2 separate regions of the Homo sapiens genome follow, and region 1 is linked to region 2. Evidence: chromatin contacts called from ENCODE Hi-C or POLR2A ChIA-PET data. All regions are on one chromosome and are shown on one strand. Each heading gives the region's core, a stretch centred on a gene start or an enhancer-like site at or near the end of the contact. The rest is flanking DNA. Distances are from core to core; before and after follow the strand shown.

Region 1 (5,836 bases), core at 1,264-3,763, 150 kb before region 2:
GTCAGCTGAAGCAGACAGAAGTAAAATGTTAAGTTGAGGGTGTTTTAAGGAACAAAGAAGATGCTATACTTGTTCCCATATTCTCCACCAAGTCAACCCTCCTTATGTGGCAGGGAGAGCTGCACTCAGACCCCGGATGCCTAGGGAGAAACTGGGAGGAATTTTTGCTCCCATCGCAGGTAGGATCTGGTGGTTTGTTGAAATCCACGTGGTTAGGAAACCTCAGATTAATCACCTGAGTGGTTTGGGAGACAGGTTGCTAGAGGCCAGAGGCACTCAGAGGCAAAAGGACACTGAGGCTTTATAAAGGCTCCTTCCATGGTGGACACTTGACAGCAGACACAGCAACCTACGATATCAGCCTCAGCGTTTACTGTTCCCCTACTCCAGAGTACAAAATATCTCCCTAGGTATTGAGCAAAAACACTGCGAGAACCATTCAACCTACTTCTATATAAATGTAGTCTTCATACTACATTAGACATTTTTTTTTTTTTTTTGAGACGCAGTCTGGCTCTATTGCCCAGGCTGGAGTACAGTGGCGTGATCTCGGCTCACTGCAACCTCCGCCTTCCGGGATCAAGCGAGTCTCCTGCCTCAGCCTCCGGAGTAGCTGGGATTACAGGCATGCACCACCGCGCCCGGCTAATTTTGTATTTTTAGTAGAGACGGGGTTTCGCCATGTTGGTCAGGCTGGTCTCGAACTCCTGACCTCGTGATCATCCCGCCTCGGTCCCCAAAGTGCTGGGATTACAGGTGTGAGCCACTACACCCGGCCGACATAAGACGTTTTGTTGGCTAACATTAGTACAGCACCCTAGAGTTTGTAAAGTGCACTCAGATCGATGGTCTTAATTGATCCAGTTGCACACAAACCTTATCATGATGTTCTGATTGTGAGCCATCAGTAAATAGTGGTGGTACTGAAGTTCTCCAGAACATGTCTCAGTCAGGGAAACCCTTCAATATGGTCTTACAAAGAAATATTAGTTTATTTGATAACTGAAAAGACAGAGGGTCTTGCTCTGTCACCCAGGCTGGAGTGCAGTGGCTTGATCATGGCTCACTGCAGCCTTGAGCTCCTGGGCTCAAGTGATCCTTCCACCTCAGCTTTCTGGGTAGCTGGGACTAGAGGCACACACCACCACACCCAGCTAGTTTTTAATTTTTTTTTTTTGTAGAGGTGGGGTCTTGCTATATTTCCCAGGTTGGTCTTGAACTCCTGGCCTCAAGTAATCCTCCTGCCTTGGCCTCTCAAAGCACTGGGATTACAAGTGTGAGCCACTGCACCTAGCCATAAGATATATTTAAGACAAAAGCTAATTGGTGTTGGCAGGTAAAACTCAAGAAAGGTGCAGGTATCCAGGTCCTCTTCTCTCCCTGGATCCTGTAGACAGTTGGGCTTTTTGGGGTGCAGCTGGATGCACCATCAATCATCTGAGGAGGGACCCCTGGTACCTCTTCCTTTTCATAGGTCAACTTGAGAGGGACTTTGCTGTGGTGGGAAAGTATTTCAGGGTTCAGACACTGATCAGCATGAGCATAGGGGCCCAAGGCTTAAGGAAGTGCTATGAAATGCCCAGCTAGTGTCTTCAGATCTCCTGGTACCATAGGAAGTTGAAGTTGGGCACAGCCAGCCTCTCCTCTTGGGGAAACAGTAAGGTAGCCCATTGCCAGGCAAACCCAAAAGGAGCTCTTAGGACCATTCATTGGATATTCCTATTTGTCACACCACACTTTCTACCCATATCCCCCAAACTTAGCTAGTACTTAGAACATAAAAAGTACTCCAAAAATAACTACAGCTGCCATTAATTGAGGGCCTATTGTGTGCAAGTGACTTGGCATATTTTATCACTAGTTCTCACAATGACTGTGCAAGATAGGTATTATTAGCTCTATTTTATAGATGAGGAAACAGAAGCTAGAGAAGGCTAAGTGACTTGCTTAGTAATATGCAAGTCACATAGAGCTAGTAAATGGTGGAGCTGAAATATGAACCCATATCTCTGTGACTCCTTTTACCCCCAGGCTATGTAGCCTGTCACTGTGAACATAGTCTCTCTCCTCTCCTCCCCACTGGCCCCCGTACATGTGTGTCTGTCTGTCTCCAGCTCGACCTCTCCCTGTCCTGCTGTCTCTGTTTCTCTCTCATCTGTGGGTAGGTTCCCACCACTTCCTTTCCTGAAGTCCATGCCTTGCGTGCCTGCCTACTGAAATGTGCTTCACCAGTGAGGCCTCCTGACCCTTCTGCATTGTCACAAGCTGGCCTGGATGATTTTTCTCACCTCACCCAGTCTAGTTTGCTCTCTACCTTCCAAGCCCAGCAGGTACTTGAAAAGTAGTGGTCATCTGCTGTTAGTAAAAGCTCCAAGTAAGAAAAATGTAAGCTAAACTAGGAGCAGAACAAAAAGGAAGTTAAGAGATAAGAACCAAACCTGGTTTCTTGGCAGGGCACTTAGGGAAAGAATGACCCAAGGTCAGTCAAACCTGCACCCTAAAGCAGGAAGGGCCTCTGGCCTTTTCACTCAGCAAGATGCTCAGGGGACAACCCAGAACATAGTGACTCTGGCTGAGGACGCTGTTACATTCCCCAGGGACTTGTAAGGCCTAACAATCACCATCCTCCTCCCGCTCCTCCTCATCAAATGCATTTATTAAACAGCCTAATTATTAAACAAGGCAGGTGGAAGAGAAAGGTGGGAAATTGGAAGGTTGAATCAAGCTTTTTAAAAAGCTAGAAAAATGACTCACTTTGTGTAACCTCTCATTTGGAGAAAAAAGTGGATGTTCCTGATCCAGCCAGGTACATTTTTAGACCTGTAGGGGAGAGATAGGGAAACAGACCATTTTTTCTCTCAGTCACAACTACTGTGAGCTCAGAGCTGAACTGCCAGGCCTCTAGAATAAATTCAGAGGATTTATTCTTCCAACAAGGGCCAGAAAACTGACAGAATCACAGGCAAGAATAATATCTGTTCAAGTCAATGTTTAGAATATTAGAAGTGTGAAGACATTTTATTAGCAAATCCACCAGATTTTCTCCTTAAGGTAAGAAATTGTGCTCTATTTTTTTCTCCTTCCTTTTTCTTTCTTTCTTTCTCTCTTTCTTTCTCTTTCTCTCTCTCTCTTTCTTTCAGAGTCTCACTCTATTGCCCAGGCAATCTCAGTTCACTGCAACCTCCACCTCCTAGGTTCAAGTGATTCTCCTGCCTCAGCCTCCTGAGTAGCTGGGATTACAGGCATGCACCTCCATGCCCAGCTAATTTTTGTATTTTTAGTACAGAGAAGGTTTCATCATGTTGACCAGGCTGGTCTCAAACTTCTGACCTCAGGTGATCCACCCACTTTGGCCTCCCAAAGTGCTGGGATTACAGGCATGAGCCACCACGCCCAGCTATTTAGTTTTAAATCCTGGGATGGAGCCCAGTGTCTGACACAGAGAGATGCTCAATAAATGTTTGCTAGGGCCAGGCATGGTGGCTCATGCCTGTAATACCAGCACTTCAGAAGGCCAAGGCAGGAGAATCATTTGAGCCCAAGAGTCCGAGACCAGCCTGGGCAATATAGCAAGATCCCCATCTCTACAAAAAAAAATTTAAAACAATTATATTGAAAAGCTTACTAGGATAAAATTGAAGGCAAGAGCTGAGTCTTGCACAATTTTGTATTCCATTCAGTGCCCAGCACTAAGTGAATGAGTGCCTGCAGGCATTAATGAATGAAAAATGCACTTTTTGATTTGCCTTTGAAGGAAAGCATATGCCTTTGCAAGCAGTGGTATCATCTTCCTAATTATCCAAGAAGTCTGTGTTCTCTTCTTAATTTCATTTTGATTTTGTTCCCTTAAGAAGACAGAGCTTTTGCTAAACGAATCTGGCTACTAAAAAGAAACAGTTCTGCTGGCTTTTCTTCTTCCTCATGTAGTGGCAAACAGTCCTGAACTTCTGGATCTGTCAAGGTATTTCCTATGTTCCTGTCTGGGCACAGGTCAGGATTCTCCCAGGAGCTGGTCTCATTTGCCTTCAGCTTTCCTGGTCCTCCTGTCGAATCTCACCTCTCCTCCTTGTTCTTTGTTTTGCCCCAGTTGAGTTTTAATCCCTTTTGCCCAGCAGCTCCCTCCTCTCCCAGTACAGTAAATCTCATCTCTCTCAGTGTAGCACATTAGCACATTTACGTGGAAAGTATTTAATACATATGGATCATATGGGTAGCCAAGAAAGTACATGGTCTGTGGGGGGGAAACTGAAGTAGGAGCAGGGAGAGGCAAGAACCTTTTCTCAAAAGAGTCCTGAGTGTGGCCAGGCACGGTGGCTCACACCTGTAATCCCAGCACTTTGGAAGGCCAAAGGAGGTGAATCATTTGAGGTCAAGAGTTCAAGACAAACCTGGCCAATATGGTGAAACCCGGTCTCTACTAAAAATACAAAAATTAGCCAGGCAGTGGTGGCGCATGCCTGTAATCCCAGCTACTTGGGAGGCTGAGGCTCGAGAATTGCTTGAGCTTGGGAGGCGGAGGTTGTGGTGAGTCAAGATCATGCCGCTGCACTCCAGCCTGGGTGACAGAGTGAGACCCTGTCTCAAGAAAAAAAAAAAAAAAGAGTCCTGAGTGGAGGGATAGTAGGGATCAGTGATGAGCTTTCTTTTCACAAACAGAAACAGGTGTGAGTCACTGAAGGGGCTTCATTTGGGAGATGAAGTACATTTCATTCTATCAGTTCCCTTCACAAATATATAAAAGCTCCCTATTTTACAGCTGAGGAACTGAAACTCAGAGAGGTTAGGAGACTTCCTGACCACACCTTCAGGCTGAGCTAGGTACCCCTCCTCTAGGCTTCTCTCATGGGACCTCTGTCTTAGTGCTCATCACACTGTGATACAGTTACTTACTAATATCTTTTTCTACTCAATTTTCTGTGCACTCACAGAAGGCAGAAACTGTACCTTTCATTTCCATGATTCTCATGGATAAAGCCCTCAATAAATGTTTGCCAGATGAATGACTTGCCCAAGGTCACACTGCTAATATATGGCAGAACCGGGACCAGAACCAAGACCTCCGACTCCCCAGATCCCATATCCTTGCTGTTCTCCTGGGATGTTTTCTGGAAGAAAATGAGCTGTGGGCCTAAAAAGAAGCCAATCAAGCATTTGGCAGGTTAGTGAACTATACTGAGAGATTTTTTTTTTTTTTTAACTTTCATTCTCCTTTCTTTTTGCTATTGTCAAGAATTTTAGGCAGTTACTCAGAGCTGAGCCAGGTGGGTCACATCTATAATCCCTGCTCCCAAAATAGCTGAATTCATCATGTCTTCAGAGGGGGAGGCTTTGCCGATAAAAGTGAGGGCTGCAAATCTCCACAGATGGCTTTCTCGCTCCCTCTCCTGCCCGCCTGCCAGGTGTGAACAAACACTTTGAAGTAATTTGGGGATGCCTGGGAGGAAATGTCAAAGGCTGTGCTTCATGGTTCTTAAAACATTGGAGAGTTCTGATCTTGCTGGTCCCGCACAACTAGGCTGGAAATCTCATGAGAAAAGGCTTGTTTCTTTTCTCAGCTGGTCACACACATTGATGATGGAGGGTCCGTTCTTGTCAACCACAAGCAAGATGCTAGCACTTGACTTGGATAATGTGAATGCGGCCAGACACTGAGAACAAAGAGGTGCCAGGCCTGCACTGCTGCTGACAGTAGAAGGGATTGTCTCGTTTCAAAGGAAAACTCAGAATAGAAAGGCAGCAGAGACAAGGGGTCCTGACAACTGTATCTGTAGTGGTCAAGAGTCCAGGCTCGGCCGGGCGCGGTGGCTCACGCCTGTAATCCTAGGACTTTGGGAGG
Region 2 (5,302 bases), core at 2,315-4,814:
GTAGCTAGGACTACAGGCGCCCGCCACTAAGCCCGGCTAATTTTTTGTATTTTTTTAGTAGAGACGGGGTTTCACCGTGTTAGCCAGGATGGTCTCGATCTCCTGACCTCGTAAGCCACCCGCCTCGGCCTCCCAAAGTGCTGGGATTACAGGTGTGAGCCACCGCGCCCGGCCTTTTTTTATTTTTTTGAGACGGAGTCTCACTCTGTCGCCCAGGCTGGAGTGCAGTGGCGCGATCTCGGCTCACTTCAAGCTCTGCCTCCCGGGTTCATGCCATTCTCCTGCCTCAGTCTCCCGAGTATCTGGGACTACAGGCGCCCGCCACCACGCCCCGCTAATTTTTTTTTTTTTTTTTGTATTTTTAGTAGAGACGGGGTTTCACTGTGTTAGCCAGGATGTCTCGATCTCCTGACCTCTTAATCTGCCCACCTCGGCCTCCCAAAGTGCTGGGATTACAGGCGTGAGCCACCGCGCCCGGCCAGCAATATCATGTCTTTTTAGGTTTCTTCAATTAGAATAGTTCTTCAGCTTTGTCTTTCATGACACTGACATTTTTGAAGAATGTAAGCCATTTATTTAATCGACTGTCCCTCCTTTTGAATTAGTCTGATGTTTCCTCACAATTAGATTCCGGTTGTACCTTTTTGGCAGGAAAACCACAGAGGTGATATCATGTCCTTCAGCACACATACATCAGGAGATATATGCTATCAATCTGTCCCATTTGTCCCTTGCGATGTTAACTTTGATCATTTGATTCAGGTGGGGATTATCAGTCCTCTCTACTGTAAAGTTATTATTTTTCTCTTTGAAATCAATAGGTGTTTTATGAGGATCTACTTTGAGATTGTGTAAATACACTGTTTCTCATCAAATTTTTACCCACTAGTTTTAACATCCCTTGATAATTCTTGCCTGAATCATTAATGACTCTAAGGTTTACCAAATGGTCATTTTCTAATTTTATCATTTCTTATACCTATATTAGTTGTAATTTTACTCTAAGGAAAGCCTTTTTCTTTTTCTCCATTTATTTATTTGCTTATATTAATATGGACTTAGATTTTCACATTTTATCCAATTTATTATTATTATTATTTTAGATGAAGTCTCCCTTTTGTCATCCAGACTGGAGTGCAGTGGTGTGATCTCGGCTCACTGCAGCCTCCGCTTCCTGGGTTCAAGCAATTCTCCCGCCTCAGCCTCCCGAGTAGCTGGGAAAACAGGTGCTCACCACCATGCCCAGCTAATTTTTGTATTTTTAGTAGAGATGGAGTTTCACCGTGTTGGCCAGGCTGGTCTCGAACTCCTGACCTCAGGTGATCCACCCGCCTTGGCCTCCCAAAATGCTGGGATTACAGGCATGAGCCACCGTGCCCAGTTGATTATTATTATTATTTTTTAAAAGTTCAGATTGTCCAAGATTTGAATGGGAGCTCCTTCCAGCTTCTTCTTCTTCTTCTTCTTTTTTTTTTTTTTTTTATTGAAACAGGGTATCTTTTACTACATAGCACAGGCTGGAGTGCAGAGTGGCTATTTACAGAGGTGATCATGGCTCACTGCAGCCTCAAACTCTTGGGTTCAAGCAATCCTCCCACCTCAGCCTCCTGACTAGCTGGGACTACAGGTGCATGTTACTGCCCCCCAGCTAGGGTTATTTTTGAAGGTGGATTCTCCAAAACTCTGGTCCAGGCTATTTCTCCAAATTATGAATGTTTAAACAGCATTCAAGAATCTAATTTTTAACATTATGAGAAAGCACAGCATCTATGCCAGTGAATTTTAGAGTTCCAACGAAATAACAAGATGTTTATTTACATACATTTTATAATCTTCCTAAAGACCAGACTCATTTCCTAAGTGAGGACATGACTTCCTCTCTCTTCTCCCGGTCCTGATGTATGTCCAGTCCATTTCACAGTAGACCTACTGAGGAAGTAGCAGGGTAGAGAGGAGAGTCAGGGAAGTGGGAAGGTGAGAGAGAAGTAGGGAGGAAAAGGAACAGGAGGAGAAAGAACTCCTCTCCTCTCCTCATTTGTTCAGACGGTCTGGCACCTACAGCCTCCTCATGTCCCCCAGCCCCACTGCCCCCTCCTGGAAGTCAGCGCACTGCTGCCGCTGGCATTCACATCGTGTCGGCAGGACGCCGCGTTGTCAGAGGTTAGAGACAGCCACTTTCATCTCAGAAAAGGGGCCGGGAGATGACCTGGGTTATATAGAAGGAACTCAAGTCTTCTTGCCGCAGAAATGCCACTGGAAGGGATGGAGGAGAGAAAACCCGGTTGTATGATGTCTGCATTGCCCTCCTCGCTGGAACTCACCACAGGCTGGAGGTGCTTCCGGCAGAACCGAGCTCCGGGGAAAGCCTGTGATAAATCATCTCTGTCTTTACTAGCCAAGGGTTGCTATGGCAATAGGAATACACTGTAGGTTTTAAGAGATGTAATTTTCTGTGATTCACTGTATATTTTTAGCCATTTTTCCCTCTGTATTATCTCCCTGTGGTAATTGCCTATTAATGCTGGTCTGTACTAAGATTGGACTAAACGGTCGATTCTCAGAAGAGATGAAAACCCTGGAGCTCAGTAAGTACAAGGGGGTGATGGCCCATGAACTTAAGAGTAACCTGGTAGAACAACCAGATTAGTTCAGGACATGGATGAATTCACGTGGCCCATGCTACGTCTGTCTTGGGAGGAGAGTAAAGCAGAGTGAAGGGACCCAGCAATGTGGCTCTGGAGTTTTGGGAATGGGAAGCTGAGTCACACTACCCACTGAAATCCATATGCTCGAATGGTGTCAAGGGCAGGCCACAAAAGTCAGAAACGAGCATCCTGCGCAAGGGACACTAGGACCCAGGTTTCCAAACAAAGGAACTGTAAAAGCTTCTAACCTTTTGTTTTTTTTTTTGTTGTTGTTGTTGTTGTTTTTTTTTTGAGACAGAGTCTCGCTCTGTTGCCCAGGCTGGAGTGCAGTGGTGTGATCTCGGCCCATTGCAAGCTCCACCTCCCAGGTTCATGCCATTCTCCTGCCTCAGCCTCCCGAGCAGCTGGGACTACAGGCGCCCACCACCATGCCCGGCTAATTTCTTTGTGTGTTGTTTTTTTTTTTTTAGTAGAGACGGGGTTTCACCGTGTTAGCCAGGATGGTCTCGATCTCCCGACCTCGTGATTCACCTGCCTCGACCTCCCAAAGTGCTGGGATTACAGACATGAGCCACCGTGCCTGGCCTCTAACCTCTTTTAATTTAGTTCAAGTCTTCTATTGTTTCTTATCTTATCCTTCCTTCTTTATTCCTTTCTTCTTTCTTTCCTTGCTCTAATTTTACTTTTTTTTTTTTTTTTTTTAACCGTAAAATCAGGGGAGAGACTAAGAGGAGGTGAAAACAGAATGTATCTAGTTGCTATTGGTTCATAGTTGTATCAGGGGTCTTTCCATCCAGGCCACAGAAAATCCAGCCTAAACTGCTTAAGCAGAAAGAGAACTTACTCTTTCTCTAATAGCTGAAAAGTCCAGGGGCTTGGGTTTAGTCTCAGGCACAGTTGTATTCAGAAGGCCAGATGACATCATCAACATCTGGGCTGTCTGACACACCACTAAGTTTCACTGATATTTGGGCATTTGGGCTGCAATAACATGAAACTCAGCTAACAGAGGCTTCAACAAAGTGTGGTTTGTTTTTCTCACATAAGAAGTCCAGAGAGAGGTTTATTTTTCTCATTCAACAAGCAGCCCAGAATAGGCATAGATGACGTTACTATGCAGCAGCTCAGTAATGTCATCAAGAACCCAGCCTCCTTCTTCATTTCAGCTCTACTGTCTTCAGGGTCACAGGAGGACAGGTCCAGCTCTAGACATTCAAGGCAGAAAGAAGAGGCTAGCTAACTTCCGATTTTTTTTTTTTTTATCCAGAAAAGTAAATCAATCCCCAAAGTTCCCAGCTGACCTCTGCTTCCAGTTGATTGAATACATCAGTGCCATGAGGCCACTTTAGCCACAGAGGAGGCTGGGAAAGTACGTTTTTAAGCTTTTTTGGTCCCTGCAGTAGAAGCAGTGTTTTTTGTTTGGTTTGGTTTTGCCTCATATAACAGTCAAAGAACAAACCGTACCCAAGATTGTGAAAGGGTTCTGCCTCTTCCTTGCAGTCTGACCAGTCACTCCGTTGTCATATCCTAGCCAAGAAGGGAGAAGGTATAAGAGAAGGGCAAGAAGCTTTCTTTTAAGGATGCAATGCATAAGTTGCATTCATCACTTCTCTTCTGCCCATATGCTATTGGTCAGAACATAACCACATGATCACAACCAGCTGTAAGGGTGGCTGGGAAATGTAGTACTTGGGTAGCCATGTGCCCAGCTAAAACTTGAGGAGTTCTGTTAGTCACATGATGAAGAAGAGGGGTATTTTGAAACAACTAGCAATCTCCTCAGGTGTAGTTAGAGCTCCATGATGTGCTCACTTCACATTGCATGCCTGTATCAAAACATCTTATCTACCCCATAAATATATACACCTACTATATACCCACAAACATTTTTTAAAAATAAAATAAAACAAAAATAAATTAAAAAATAAAAAAGAGCAGTTATAGGAGAAAGGGTTTGGATGGCTATTAGATTCACTCATTCAAGGCCAAATATTTCTGCCTCTGCCACATTCTCAGAGAGGCTTACCTTTGTGCAGGTAAGACAGCTTCAGCATCACCAGCCTCACATTCTCCCTGGTCCAAGACCATTAGTAAAAGAGCTCAACATCTTCGCAGCTACCCTGGGCAGTCTCACCACATCTCCTTGGTTCTTACTGGGTCACCTGCCCATCATTAACTAAGGGGATGCAATGCAATACTCTGGTCATTCCTGAATGACTTGCTCCACAAAATCACCAAGATCTTTCTGGGCCTCAGTTTGCTCATCTGTAAACTAAACATAATAAAACCTACCTCACAGGGTTGGTGGGAGAGTGCTGCTGGGGGACTCAGGCTGAGCTGGGGGTCATTGTCCATACATGCATTTCAGTTTGCCTACTGACCAGACTCACCTTAACAATATCATTTCAAAAAACAAGACCCTCTAAAATCAAAGTAATCATCAGTGGATAGTTAGCCTAGATCTCATCTTATAATATATTCCAAAGTAAAAATACTTGCTAGGTACCTGGCACTGTGCTAAGCACTTTGCATACCTTCTATCAAAACTCTCAAAGTAATTCCATGGGAGAGATACTTTCACTGTTTTCAATTAACAGACAAGAGTGGTGATGGGTGCCTGTAATCCCAGCTACTCGGGAGGCTGAGGCACAAGAATC

What was found. A loop is a pair of places that touch in the nucleus more often than their neighbours do. ChIA-PET counts read pairs that join two places held with the same protein, here RNA polymerase II (POLR2A). Pooled maps may share reads with other maps.
Region 1: a loop to region 2 is called in a pooled map, with 4 times the contacts of the local background. The contact joins two enhancer-like sites. A Hi-C loop is called at or near these places in 1 of 168 maps with a recorded cell type or tissue (GM12878), 3 of 37 single-sample maps with no recorded cell type and 8 of 50 pooled maps. POLR2A ChIA-PET finds 5 or more read pairs at or near these places in 7 of 52 experiments (AG04449, B cell, GM10248 and 4 more).

The regions. Positions count from the first base shown.
Region 1 is chr14:65,317,813-65,323,648 of GRCh38, reverse strand. No RefSeq gene overlaps it. Among named protein-coding and RNA genes, the nearest start is that of MIR4708, 14 kb to the left of the region's middle. RefSeq lists enhancers at 1,963-2,052, 2,273-2,382, 4,453-4,672. Within about 2 kb of position 2,513, at least 6 of the 41 ENCODE cell types and tissues checked have a DNase peak (open chromatin) inside an H3K27ac peak, as active enhancers do; they include GM12878, where a contact is called at or near this core.
Region 2 is chr14:65,167,936-65,173,237 of GRCh38, reverse strand. No RefSeq gene overlaps it. Among named protein-coding and RNA genes, the nearest start is that of LINC02324, 52 kb to the left of the region's middle. RefSeq lists enhancers at 2,079-2,248, 2,269-2,328, 3,892-3,991. Within about 2 kb of position 3,564, at least 4 of the 41 ENCODE cell types and tissues checked have a DNase peak (open chromatin) inside an H3K27ac peak, as active enhancers do; they include GM12878, where a contact is called at or near this core.